3 separate regions of the Homo sapiens genome follow, and all the other regions are linked to region 1. A link is a contact called in ENCODE Hi-C or POLR2A ChIA-PET data. All regions are on one chromosome and are shown on one strand. The core of a region is the stretch at or near the end of the contact, and the rest is flanking DNA. Distances in the headings are between cores, read along the strand shown.

Region 1 (2,700 bases), core at 1-2,500:
ATATGAGTGGGGGAATGGGACAGAGTTTAACCTCAATCTGGGCCCCTATACCTTCCCAAGGCTACTGTCCTCCAAACCCCGCCTTTCACCTGGTCACAGAATTCAAAAACCAAAGTCAGCTTCTTGTCGCTGTGCAGGACGTCATGAAGCCTAGGGCAAAAGAAGGGCTCAGCCAGGCAGGTCCGCCTGACAGACGTCCAGTGTCAGCCCCCGCCTCCCCCAAGCGGCCACACCGGCAAGGAGCACCCGCCTCCCGCACACCTGACGATGTTCTTGTGCTTCAGCTCCTTGAGTAGGCAGATCTCCCGGAGGGCGGAACTCGGCACACCCTGCATATGTGAGGGGGCCGGTGGGCAGCAGTCAGATCCCACCCAGCCCAGGCCCTCAAACCCCTCCCCAGGCCGTATCCCACTCCCCAGTCCTACCTCATCATCGTCATCCAGCCTCACCCGTTTCAGAGCCACGATCTCATGAGTCTCCCGGTTTTTGGCCTTGAACACAGTTCCGTAGGTGCCTAGGGGAAGGAGGTCAGGGGTCAGGGTGAGGATGCGGCACTCTTCCCTAAGCCAGGAAATGCCTCCTGAGAGAGGTGAAGGCAGCGTCTCAGTATGCAAGGGAAGGGATTCAGGGTGAAGGTAGGTTGGTGAGCTTTGTGAGTGAGGATGTGGCAGGTGGGGAGGGAGGAGAAGGTGCCCACCGAGGCTCCAGGGGCTCGGCAGGAGGGGCGAGTGCGGTTGCCAGGGCAAGGATGTCTAAAATGAAGGCGGTGCTCCGGAAGGGTCTGGAAATAGTGAGGAGGGGTCTGGGAGAGGACTGAGGGGCTGCAGAAATATTGAGGTTGGAGGTCTGCAGCAAGAAACGAGGCTGGGGGTCGGGGTGAGGTTGTCCAAGTGCTGCTGAGGCTGGGGTGAGAAATTTCAGGAAGTGTCGCGGTTGGGAGGTCGGGTCTACTGGGAACGCTAAGGTTGGAGTGAGAGCCCTGCGGGAAATGCTAACACGGGGAAGACTGGTGTCTGCACGGAGTGCTGAGCTAGGGGGCCAGGGCTGCAGCCGCTGCTGAGATCGGAGCCTGTAGGCATTGCTGACGGTAAGGGAGCCAGGGCTTCAAGGAATGCCGAAGGATCTGCAGAGGAGCTCTTGCAGGAACATCTCGAGATTCCATTACCTTCCCCAATCTTTTCCAGTTTCTCGTATTTCTGCATCGCGGCGGCCGCGGGGACCCCTGCGGGCCCTCGGTTTTAAGACTCTGGCCCCGGCGTTGCAGAGGAGGCGGCACCTGAGCCTCCAGCCCCGCCCCGTCTGCCCGCGCAGGGCCTTCTGGGGCTTGTAGTCCTAAAACGACTAGGTCTCCCCGCAATGCCCGAGACCGAGGACAAGAAGACTACAACCCCCAGCCGTCTGCGCTCACGCTCTCTGCAGCACTCGACTCCAGGGCTCCGTTTCTACCGCGGAGGCAAACCTTGGACTTCAAGTCCCAGGAAGCAACGCGTGTCCGTTTTCCGGGCGCCCCGCCGCGGCGCCGTGGTTCCCAGTGTGCCCCGCTGTTGTTATTCCTTTTATGTGCTCCCAGCCCTCTTGAAAAGGGCCGCTCCGGGACTACGCGTTCCAGAATGCAGCGGAAATGGGGGCGGAGCGCTCTCGGTTAGGGGTTTGGGGTTTGGCGGCCTAGATCCCGGGCACTGGCGGCCCAGCGCTGACCTGGTTGGTGGCATTGTGTTCCCAACGGCCTCTTGACGACCTCAGCACGGGTTTCCACCTCTCCCCAAGCCACCTAGTGACCCCAGAATTGACTGGGGAATGCCTGTGAGCGATGATGACCTCACAGGGAACAGCTGACCGCAGGGCTGGGAGAACAGCTGTGCCCCTTCGAGGCTGGATTTTAGTGGAGGGACACACGCCAAAGACCCCCTCTCTGCTGAGCCCCGTTTGTTGTCTCGGAGCCCACCCGACTCTAGCCGCTGAACTCTGACATGCTGAGGAAAACTGGGTGGAGCCCTGGGGGTCCCCCTCAGACCCCAGTCTCCGGAACAGGGCCCACTGGAGTCAGCCAGGGTGTGGCAGGCAGGTTGGTTAACCCCCTCCACAGACAAGACCACAGACCGATGCTCAACTTGCAGCAGCCTCTGCCTCACCCCTTAAAGGAGCTGATTATAGATTCCCTTACGCTGCCTCTCTAATTGTCTCATGATTGCATTCTTGAGGGCTATGGACCGAGGGAAAAGGATCCCAAACAGCACTCCTCAGCACCGGAACCAGAGTTGCTGCTAAACACGTGTTAATTAACTCGTTTCTATCTGAATGCTTTTGCATACACAAGGGAAAAGAAGCAAAAAGTGTATTCCTTATCTGGAAGACTTTGTGATTTCGTTGGGCAAAAAAGAACTACACACAAAGGTCTTGAATGATAAGTGATGGCTCTGCCTAGGGTTCGGTTCAGTGTGGAGGTTCCATTCAAGAGGAAGGAGGCCAGCACAGCGAATCTCTGTCCCTCTCTGGAAGTGGAGAGCCTCTAACAAGTTACCCTCTCCCAGATCAGCTCAGGGTACCGGGCGGCCAGCCTCCAGCCCCTGTCACCCTTCTCACCCACTCGCCACCCGTCCCTCAGGGGCTTTCTTGGAGGCACGGGGGTTATTGAGGGGGGCAAGAGAATCTCAACCCCGATACGTTTATGTTTCGACTTCCCCGAATTTCCTTGTGCCT
Region 2 (2,700 bases), core at 43-2,542, 1.3 Mb before region 1:
GCCCCCGCCTCCCTTCCCCCTCTGTCTCCCCAGCAGGCTCCAGCTTCGCTTCCCTCCCCGTCCCCAGTCCCCAGAACCGCTCTTCCCCTCCCCCCTCCCAGGCTGCTTCCCAGCTCCCGGGTCCTCCGGCCCCCAAGCCTGGGGGTCTAGGGCTGACCCGCTCTCTCGGGACCTTCCCGCGGGCCCTGCCCTCCCCACTCCGTCTCCCCTCCGAACACCCCTCCGCGCCTCTCTTCTCCGCCGCGGCGCCCCCTCCCTATTTCTGCTCCCCTCGGACTTCTCACCCCTCCCAAGTTTTCCTCCCGACGGGACCCTCAGCTCCACCTCCCTGCCCCGCCGCCCTCCCAAGCAGCTCCGATCGCCGACTTCATTCCAGGTCCCGGCCCCCTCCCCAGCTCCGGGGCTCACCTGTCAGCGCCCTCCTCTCCCGCCCCTACCGAGTGGCCCGGTCCCCAGCGCCCGCTTCTTCCTCCCCTTCCCCCTCGGCCCCCTCCCACACTCCCTCTCTCCTCCCCTCGGGGCCCGTCGTCCCCCTTCCCACCTGCCTCCCGCCCGACCCCCTCCCAGCCCCCGCCCTTCCCTCCAGCCCCCCCGGTCTCCTCTACCCCCACAGCCCTCACCCTGCCCGCGCCGGCCTTGCCCTCCCTTCCCCCCAGCCCCCGACCTCCCCGGACCCGCGCCCCTCCCCCACGCCCGCCGTCCGCGCCCCTACCCCCGGGGCTGTCACCTGCGCGGAGCCGGCCGTGACCCAACCGCGGCGCTGAGGGAGACGCGGGCGGGGCCGCCTGCAGAGGAGCCTCCCCGGCCCTTACCTGGCTGGCCGGCCGCTCCGCCCGCGCCGCGGGGACCCAGGCGCCCGGGCCTCCTGCCCCGCCGGCTCTGCTCACAATGGCGCTCGCCGCCTGCAGCTCGGGTGCTGACGGCCTGAAAGACTGACAGACTGACAGCCCCGAAACTTCGCGGGGAGGAGAGGGATAGACGCGCGGGGAGTCGAAGCCGGGAAACGGCGCCTGCAAGGGAGGAGGGACCGAGGGAGCGGGCGGAGAGCCCCGGCGCACCGGGCTGGGGGAGGCAGGGGCAGGGGGTTTCAGGAGTGGGGTCCCAGGAGGGAGCACCGTGGGCTTAGGTGGGCAGGTGATGGTCCTAAGGCTCCGAGCCTGGAGTAGGTGTGGAAGTGGGAGCTCAGGACGGGGGAGGGGAGGGGAGGGGAGGGGAGGGTGATGGGAGAGGGGGTGGAGGAGGGCGAGGAGGCTGGGGAGGACAGGCACTCGGGCTGCGGGGAAGGGTGCCAAGGGAGGGTGCTCGCGGCCGCGGAGGGAGGAGCCGGGGAAAGGTGGAGCGCGAACGGGTGGGGGGGTGGCGGGGAGGAGTTGGGGGAACGAGGAGGGGCCGTGTCGGGGGGGAGCCAGCGAGTCGTGCGCTGCCGTCTCTAAGTCGCCGGTGCCAGCCGGGTGTGCAGCGCCGCGCTCCCGCGGGAGGACGGCCCGGGGGGTCGGTCTGGGAAACTCCGGCCCCGCCCCCATTCTCCACCCGGATTCCACCCCGATCCACCCAGACCCGCAGCCCCTCGCCTGGAGTCCCGAGGACCCGATTCGAAACCAGCCGCGGGAGCCGTGGGGGCAGGCGGGAGAGAGGGCTGGGCCCCTGTGCTTGCGAGAACGGGTCCTTCGAAGTAGAAACTGGGGAGAGGACTTTAAGCCAGGTCCCCTGGGAGAAGGCCGGGCCAGGTCGGGAGCTCCAGGGGGCAAGGCTGGGACGGGGCTGGGCGGAGATTCTGAGGGCGGGGTCCGGGGGAGGGTCTGGGAGGGGGCTGCAGAGAGGGGAGGGCTCTATGGGCGGGAGACGATTGCTGGGGGGCCTGCTGGCCCGGACACCACCTGGAGTTAGATGTGGAGGGCAGCCCTCAGCCCTCAGCCCTCAGCCCCAGCTCCTCAGGGGACTCCACTCGCCCTCCCTGCCCAGGTTACGAGGTTTCTCCTTGGCCTTGTTCCCGCTGCGCCCACTCCTGAAAGCTCCGGAGATGCTGAAGTCTGGACTGTTAGTTCCCGGTCTCCTCTCCATGAACTTTCTCCAAACCCCTGGGTTCCAGCTTCCTCCCTTCTGCCCCTTTACGGGAAAGGGTGACTGCAACTCGGGTCTCTTCCCAATCCCAGTGCTGCCTGATCAGCCCCGGTTTGAATCCAGAGCTGAGTGAGGCTGGGAAGGGGAGGGTGTGAATGGCCCTTGAGCTCCTGCTACCACAGCCCACCACAAGGATGAGTGCCTGGAAGAGCGCCCATCACTCGGGCTCAGCTGTGAAGGCTCCTCTGCCTCCAGGATGAAGGGAGCACCTGGAGTAGCATGTGTCACTGTGCGTGCTGGGGTGTGGCCGAGCACCTGTGCCGGTGTTGTGAGACTTACAGTGAGAGTGTGCATGTGTGTAAAACAGGAAAGGGGGGTGTCTGGGTGTGCGTGTGGCTCTTTCTGAGGACTCCAGAGCAGGAGTTGATCCCAGTCATCCGTGACCCCCTGAGAGACTCACTCTGGGCCCTTTTTTGGCCCTGGGACCAATGGTGAACCCAGGAGAAGGAGAGCCCGGCCCAGCTCTGGTTAACAGCAGCCCCCTTCCTCCCCTAGGTGGAATGACTCTACAGGATACTCGGAGGGATATCAGGTTTAGGAGACCGAGGGGTGTGGAGTCGGAGCCAGGCTGCATTCCAG
Region 3 (2,700 bases), core at 98-2,597, 1.7 Mb after region 1:
GGGCATGGTAGTGGGTGCCTGTAATCCCAGCTACTTGGGAGGCTGAGGCAGGAGAATTGCTTGAACCTGGGAGGCGGAGTTGCAGTGAGCCGAGATTGCGCCACTGCACTCCAGCCTGGGCGACAGAGTGAGACTCATCTCAAAAAACAAAACAAAACAAAAAAATACATGTTTCCAGAAAGCTCCTAAAAAATTAGTATCAAGAATTTACGATCGGGCAAGAAGCAGGAAGCAAGTGGCAAGTGGGACTCTCAGTACCTTTATAATATAGTAGGTGGTGTTTGCCTTCTTTGGTTTCAGTAAGAACTTTTGGGCGATCATCCCATCTTCGACACTTGAAAACATTTTCCAGGAGTGATCTTGGTGTGGTTTACTCAGTCTAAGGCCATTCATTCCTTAAGGCTGGCCAAGCATTTGTTTTGCAGATTTTTCTTCTTAGAAAAATTTAGGCCGTGTTAGGTATAATAATTCCAACTAATTTTTTTTGTTGTTTTTTTGAGACAGACTCTCGCCCTGTTGTCCAGGCTGGAGTGCAATGGCGCGATCTTGGCTCACTGCAACCTCCGCCTCCCAGGTTCAAGCGATTCTCCTGCCTCAGCCTCCGGAGCAGCTGGGATTACAGGCACCCGCCACCACGCCCGGCTAATTTTTGTATTTTCAGTAGAGAAGGGGTTTCACCATGTTGGCCAGGCTGGTCTGGAACTCCTGACCTTGTGATCCACCCTCAGCCTCCCAAAGTGCTGGGATTACAGGCGTGAGCCACCGCGCCCGGCCAATTCCAACTAATTTTTTTTTTTTTTTTTATTATATGGGGAAGGTTACTCAGTCATTCAACAAACATTTGGGCACTTCCACAGGTACACCAAATACTGTGCTAAGCACCTGCTGCTCATCAATAGTGATTAAGACAGACTCAAGCCCTATCCTAGAAGATTTGATAGTCCAGTAGGGGAGGCAGACAACAAATACATAAATATAAAAATATAAACACTTTGCTTTAAGGGTTAGGAATGAAACCAACAGATTGTTGAGACAGAGGATACAGTACCGGTAGGGGACATAGTCAGGGTGATCAGGAACAACTTCCCTCGCAAGGTGACATTCGAGCGAAGACTTACAGGAGGAGAAAGGCGCCAGGCCTCGGAAATGGGGTCACGTTCATGTAAGTCAGTTAAAAATAAACCCCAATCTCTCCAGCAGCAAGGTTGGACGTATGGGGCCAAGAAGCCTCGCTGCCAGCACTAAAGATGGCGCGCCGGAGTGGGGGTGGGGGTGTTGGGGGAGGCGGGGCGTGCGCGCGTTCTGATTGGCCGACCGGGGAGTGACGTCACGTGTCGGCCGCCGAGCATCCGGGCTCCCGGCAGCGGCGCTGCGGCGGCTCGCGGGAGACGCTGCGCGCGGGGCTAGCGGGCGGCGGAGCGGACGGCGACGGGGCGCTCTCGGGCTGCCGGCGGGGCCGAGCGCCGCGCGTCCCGAGCATGGCAGGCTCCCTGCCTCCCTGCGTGGTGGACTGTGGCACCGGGTAAGAGCAGCTCGGCGCCCACCCCCGCTCCTCCGCGGCCCCGCTCCCGGCCCCTGGCGTCCACCTCGCCTGGAGGTCGAGCTGCGTCCGTCGCCCCGGGCTTGAGCCCCGCGATCACCTGGGCAGGTGGGGCGCCGGCCGCCGCTTCCCTCCAAGCCTTGCCTTGACGTCGTAAAACCCCCTCTTCCCTGCCGGGAAGGGCCACAAGAGGAAAAGCACGGAGGGTAGGGACGCGGTGCCCACTCTGAGCGAGCCCGGCGCTCCTCGCCTCCCCCGCCCACGTGGCCGGGCCCCTGGACCCGCAGCCCGGCTCCGGCCGTCGCCGGGGTGGACACCCTGAGGGACACCGGGAGCGCGGGATCTCCCCTCCTAGGAATATTCGCCAGCGTGAGGCACAGATCATCACTGCAGATCCTTTAACGTCACTCATCTCCTAGTGAACGGTGTCCCTGCCTTCCAGCGTTCTCAGCACTGGCCCTCGTTCTGTCCCCGCGTGTGCGTGTCATTCCTCCTGGCTGAGGATTCTTTACCACCTACTTGTGGAGAGAATAGCATCGATCTCCCAACTTGATACCATTTTTACTGCCCTCCCTGCGCTTTTCCAGTATGAAATGGCACACTCAGGCCAAGCTGTCCCTTTGGTTTGCATAGATTTGCCTTTTCGCTGAAAAATGATGTGTTTAAAAAGACTCCATTTTGAAAAATACCCTAAATTTGGGAGAGCATGTTTGTGGAATTGTGGTAGAGGTTTTTGTTTTTAACTTTTTGAGTGTGACCACTTCTTTCGTTGCCGTTAAGCTATTAAAAAGAGATCTTAGGAAATGCCCTGAAGTATCGGTGACCCAAGTTAGCTGGTTGTAGTAAGGTGATTGCTGAATCCATGTAGCTGGTAGTTTGGGAATACAAGCTTGCCTGCCTGCGTTATGGGTGTAGTGCTTAGTAAAATAGCCTGGAAGTAAATTTGGTCTCTTAGCGATTTTTTTCAAGAAGGGATTTTAATCATTTTTGCCACAAAATGTAACATGGCATGTTCACCTTACCCTTGATTCTTTTCTATAGAAAAATGCACTTGGTTTGGTTTCCTTGACAACCTTGTGGGGGTGCCTTCTTTAGTTTGCTACAGTCCATCTCCTACTGTTAGTTCCTTCCTTTTGCTGCTGAAGCGACCAGAAGTGGTT

Evidence for each region. Hi-C counts contacts between places; a loop is a spot of excess contacts on that map. ChIA-PET counts read pairs that join two places held with the same protein, here RNA polymerase II (POLR2A). Pooled maps may share reads with other maps.
Region 2: a map of CD8-positive, alpha-beta T cell shows a loop between it and region 1 (12-fold over the local background). The contact joins the promoter of ZNF467 here to the promoter of CDK5 in region 1. A Hi-C loop is called at or near these places in 2 of 168 maps with a recorded cell type or tissue (CD4-positive, alpha-beta T cell and CD8-positive, alpha-beta T cell) and 8 of 50 pooled maps.
Region 3: a map of gastrocnemius medialis shows a loop between it and region 1 (8-fold over the local background). The contact joins the promoter of ACTR3B here to the promoter of CDK5 in region 1. A Hi-C loop is called at or near these places in 1 of 168 maps with a recorded cell type or tissue (gastrocnemius medialis) and 1 of 50 pooled maps. POLR2A ChIA-PET finds 5 or more read pairs at or near these places in 2 of 52 experiments (HEK293 and activated T-cell).

The regions. Positions count from the first base shown.
Region 1 is chr7:151,056,647-151,059,346 of GRCh38, forward strand. CDK5 (cyclin dependent kinase 5) reads right to left here and starts at 1,251. Exons shown (of 12, transcript NM_004935.4): 1 at 1,166-1,251; 2 at 426-514; 3 at 262-329; 4 at 90-150. The coding sequence starts at 1,202. It also overlaps a transcript of SLC4A2 not described here. RefSeq lists enhancers at 522-1,055, 1,014-1,143, 1,474-1,523, 1,674-1,953, 2,034-2,083 and 1 more.
Region 2 is chr7:149,772,296-149,774,995 of GRCh38, forward strand. ZNF467 (zinc finger protein 467) reads right to left here and starts at 1,293. Exons shown (of 5, transcript NM_207336.3): 1 at 813-1,293. RefSeq lists a silencer at 736-915.
Region 3 is chr7:152,758,405-152,761,104 of GRCh38, forward strand. ACTR3B (actin related protein 3B) reads left to right here and starts at 1,348. Exons shown (of 12, transcript NM_020445.6): 1 at 1,348-1,522. The coding sequence starts at 1,479. RefSeq lists enhancers at 990-1,149, 2,150-2,199 and silencers at 1,400-1,919, 1,680-1,974.